2 separate regions of the Mus musculus genome follow, and region 2 is linked to region 1. The links are chromatin loops, found by intact Hi-C in ENCODE. Cell type or tissue: gastrocnemius. All regions are shown on one strand.

Region 1 (2,500 bases):
TAAGGGGGAGGGGAGAGAAGAGGGGAGGGAGGGAGGGAAGGGGGAGGGGGAGAGAAGAGGGGAGGGAGGGAGGGAGGGAAGGGGGAGAGGGAGAGAAGAGAGGAGGGAGGGAGGGAGGGAGGGAAGGGGGAGGGGAGAGAAGAGGGGAAGGAGGGAGGAAAGGGAATGGGGAGACAAGAGGGAAAGAAGAGGTGATGGAGGGAGGGAAGGAGAGGTTATACAGATTAATTTTCAATATTTGTTTCATCATTGGTGTCGTGGTTTTGTTTGTGTGCTCGTTTGTGTTGATGTTTGTGTTGAGAGACAGGGTCTCCGGTAGTCCAGGCTGCCCTTCCAGTTTTCTACGTAGCTAAAGATGATCTTAGCTTCTGATCTTCCTGAGTGCTAGCACCTCAGCGGTGCTCCATCATGCCAGGTGTATGCAGCTATGGGAAAAGAAAACAGTCTTCGACCACACTAGGGAAACACTCTACCAACTGAGCCACGCCCCCAGCCCCTGTATGATCTTTGTTTAGAGCAAGGAAGCTTGGGGGCAGAAACAAAATAAAGGAAGTCCACAAGGGCGTCATCCGCCTCCTCTTGGGATTAAGCAGGAAGGCTTCTCAGGTGCTTCTCCCTTACTCCACAAACCAAGAACGCGAGGCGGAGGGAGGAGAGAAAGGGGGAGAGAAGGGAGAGCTCTGAGGTGAACAAGGCCTAGGATGACCTCAGTGAGCAACGTGGCCTTTGAGCTCGGGAATGTGGGGCCTTTGGTTGGCTGTGACAGAGGAGGGGACTCAAGAGGTCTTCAACAGCAATTGACAGCATTTTGCCTACACTGACCTAAGAGGCCCCAAATCAGGATGCTTCTTTGTCCTGGGGATTGTGGGCACAGGTTGGAGCCACCGAAAATTTACCTTTCCCTGGTGCTGGGGCAGGGGAAGCAAGACAGACAGGACAGGTCGTGGGAGCCCTAGGGTATGCTTGGCCAGGGAGAAAGCAGAGTTCCTGGACAATAATCTGTAGATGTGGATTCTAAAGTCCTGGACTGATGGGCCTGGTATCTGAAACAGGCCCTGCTTAGTAAGCAGCAGGTAGCCTTGAGACCATCCAGGTCTCCTTGCTCCCATGCTCTGATGCTTAGGGGGTTTCTGAAAGCACCCAAGGACAGCTACACCCTGCTGGCACATGTGGAGAGCCTGTGATCCAGGATTTCCCATCTCCTGTGATACAATGCCCAACTTGTGGAGATGATATTATAAAGTGATTTTTAAGAAAATTAATTTTTTTAAAGTCCTAATGATTCTATTTTGAGACAATGAGCTATGCCCCACTGACCTGTAGCTGGGCTTCTTTGTAAACACCCACACAACAAACACATCTGAGAATCTTAGGGTGTTCCATGAAGCTATTACAAGTAGCTTCTAAATTACCCAACGAAGACATGCCAAACTGTAAAGCTACCAAAAGTAAGCTGGTTAGTGGCTCAGCTGCAGTGGCAGGTACATGAAACTCTACCGCCACCTAGTGGTCACACAGGATTTATCCCATTCCAGGACTTGCCACCTGCAGAGAGCAGGGTCTCCCCTCCCCCCATCCCCGTGCGCGCCCCCCCCCCCCGGCCCCCGGGCTGGATCCCTCTAGGTCATACATACACAAAGGCCATCTTTACAAACCTTGGCAATATGTCACAGAGGGTATGCCAGTAAAATGTGCTTAGCAACAGAACAGACCATTAATATCTTTTATACTTGTGTTTCATTTTAAAAAGGAGAGAAAGGGGCACCACAGCAACCCTGGTTCTTCTGTAGAGGGCCTAGGGCAAGGTAATCATAAGGAAGGAAGGAGTGTGAATTCCAGTCCTCTCTCCAAGGCAGCAAGTGAAGTTAGGCTTCAAAGAAATGGCAGGATTTACTGCTCTCTCTCTCTCTCTCTCTCTCTCTCTCTCTCTCTCACACACACACACACACACACACACACACTCTCACACACACACACTCACTCTCTCACACACACTCTCTCTCCACATATATACACAGACACACACATCACAAACACACACATCACAAACACACACCACATACACAGATACACTTACACAGACATACAGACATACACACCACATATAGACACACACACACACACCACACACAGAGACATACACTCACACACATAGATACCGATGCACACACAGACACACACACATACCACATACACAGATACACATACCAGACACACAGACACACACACCACACACAGAGGCACACCACACACACACACACCATGCACACAGAGAGACACAGATACAGACACACACATACCACATACACAGACACACATACCACACACACATACTACACACACAGACACACACACACACCACACAGAGACACACACACACCATGCACACAGAGAGACACAGATACACAAACACACACATACACACACACCACATAAAGACACAAACACACAACAGATGCATAGACATACATAGCAGACACACACACACTGACACATACAT
Region 2 (2,500 bases), 560 kb before region 1:
TGGCCTCCTCCAGTCCCGCTTCTGCTTCTTCATGAGGAGTGGCTCCGTGGGTCTTTGCTTCAGGAGCTTTAGACTGCTTGTTAAATCCGATTGGCTCACCCCACACACTGGGCACTGGGCTGGCTACACACAGTGCCAGGTCGGGACCCTGACACAGGAGGCAGATGAGTGTGTCTGATAACCTTAGAGGTGTCTTTAGAGCAGGAAGGGAGGGACTCACGGGTTTCAATTACACAGGGACACTCTTACAAAAGATGGGCTGGGCTTTGAAGAATGAGGAGTTTATTAGGTAGAGCAGGAAAAGGCTAGGGAAGAGGTTCTCTGTGGTACGTGGGACACCTGAAGAGGCCTTGAGAAAACTCAGGGGATCTCCCCTGTCCTGCAGGGCTCATCTGGCTGCTTTCACAGTGTGACTTGCAGTCTGTGGCTCCCCTTAAAGTTACAGCTTCCCCACCCCATGTCATATACCCCCCCTCTGACTGGAGGTCATAGGGGCAGTAGAAACAGGTTACTCTGAGGTATGGGTCTGGGGAGAACCTGCCCACTCCTGTTCACCCCTGGAATGACTTTCATCATGTCCCTCATCCCACTTAAGCTTAGCCCATAACTCAGAGGGGACCCCTGAGCCCCCACAAACCAAGACCCAAGACGCTGGTCAGCCATAGCTCACATACCAACACAGAATACATGCAGAATCACTCTAGTTCCTTCTGGGCACCTTCACAGTGACCCTCTCAGAGCGGAAGCTGTGTCCTTTTCAGGAAATCCTGCTGGATTAGTACTTAGCCCAGATAGTCCTCTTTGCCTGCCTGCCTGCCTGCCTTCCTTCCTTCCTTCCTTCCTTCCTTCCTTCCTTCCTTCCTTCCTTCCTTCCTTGCTTCCTTCCTTCTTTATTCCCCCATCTTCCTTCCTCCCTTCTTCCCTCCATCTCTCCTTCCTCCTCTCTCTCTTTCGAGCTCATGTGCATGTGTTTGCACATGCGTGTGAGCGTGTATGTGTGTGTGTGCTCACACGTGCGTGCCTGCACAAGATGTTATCATATTTCCTGAAGCTGGAGATTCATGCATTTGTGAGCTGCTTGCTGTGGGAGCTGGGAACTGAACTCCTGGCCCTTTGAAAGAGCAGCAAGTGCACCGTCCTTCGCACGGCTCCATAAGTGCCTCCTGGGCTGGGGCTAGGAGCTACAAACTGGGCTGTAATTTTAAAGTATTTTCCCAGCATCTGAAGTCGCTTGAGAGTCGCTTTGAAGTAATGGCCGCTGAAAACCCGAAGTCTTTCCTTGCATCTGGAGTTTCATAGGTGGTGGCTACATTTCAGAGATGTGACAACTCCAGCGGAGAAGGAATGTTGGGCCTGTTGTGTGGGTGACAGCTTTTGCTCTTAACCGCTCTACCTCTGCGCTCCAGAGGCGGCTGTGTGGCCGCTGCGCCGCCAGGTGGCGCTGGCGCTTGCGCATCTTCATCCTTGGTCTGAGGCTCCAGGTATCCGCTGCTGGAAATTGGAAATTCGGAATTGGGAATTGGAAAGCCTAGGGTCTCAGGCTTCCTGGGCCTCTGAATCTCTGGGAAGGGTGGTTGTGGTGTCTATGGCTTCAGGGGTGCGCTGACATCCCCCCTCCCCAAGTCCTTCCCTGGATACAGTCAGTTTTTCCTTGCTTATGTAGAATTTTCCAGTCTCAGAAGAAGCTGGGTGGCCGTAAGGAGCTGAAGTCTAGATTCTGAAGATTCTCTTTAGAAACTTTTGGACTGTTTTGCCAGAAACAGTGACCCCCACAAGCTCACCCCTCATGACCTCCCCTTTCAGGATTGGAAGTCTGTCGGTTCCCCTGACTTCCAAAGGTATATTTCTAGAATCATCTTCAAGGTGAACGCCTGTGTCTTCAGAAGGCAGTGAAGGAACCTGCTGGGAAAGTTTCTAGCTGTGGCTTGGCACCGCTCTCCTCACAGGAGGTCCCAACCACACTGCTTCACCGGGGGCTCCTGCCAGTTTTCCGGGAATGCAGAATCTCGCCTTCACTGGCTGAGTCAGAGCCAGCGTTTCAGCTAGACTCACAGATGACTTGGGGGCTCTGTGCAGTTACTGAAGTGCTGTAGAGGACCACTTTGGGTCTGTAGTGTAGGGCAGTGACCCCTGGGCTAAGACTAAGAGAAAGCTCAGGAGCCCTTCCAGAAGGTTCTGGAACCACAAAGATCAAATGCTTACTTAGGTAAAGTGGTGCTGAGCTAGTGACAGAGTTCCTGCACTTTGTTCACTATGGAGCTCTGCAGCTAGACGCTGCCAGGCTGCTGTTATGTACTGTTGCATGAAGAATGAAAGTGGGCAGAAAGTCCTAATACCCTGTGAGGTTCCACAGAGAATCCAGGAGGGCATGGGGGTTGTATAGGGTACCCAGAAGCCAGGCTCAGTTTGTGGATGCTGGTACCTTGGCACAAGGGTATGCAAGACAGACTTTATTCACCTTTAAACTGTGCCCCAGGCCAGCATGTAGAAAGGGTAGTGA

The links. Hi-C counts contacts between places; a loop is a spot of excess contacts. Peaks named below come from ENCODE experiments on the same cell type or tissue, not always from the same donor. Only the 100,000 strongest peaks of a DNase experiment are listed, where the experiment ranks them.
Region 2: a loop joins it to region 1, with 3 times the contacts of the local background. A loop is called at or near these places in 18 of 42 quality-filtered maps.

What each region holds. Positions count from the first base shown.
Region 1 is chr16:95,344,582-95,347,081 of GRCm38, forward strand. No RefSeq gene overlaps it. Among named protein-coding and RNA genes, the nearest start is that of Gm31641, 86 kb to the left of the region's middle. In gastrocnemius, a CTCF peak has its summit at 1,493 (motif pointing left); a DNase peak (open chromatin) is centred at 1,499; H3K27ac peaks cover 421 bases.
Region 2 is chr16:94,786,934-94,789,433 of GRCm38, forward strand. The region is part of intron 3 of Kcnj6 (potassium inwardly-rectifying channel, subfamily J, member 6); the gene reads right to left. Among named protein-coding and RNA genes, the nearest start is that of Gm41507, 63 kb to the left of the region's middle. In gastrocnemius, a CTCF peak has its summit at 1,435 (motif pointing right); a DNase peak (open chromatin) is centred at 1,439.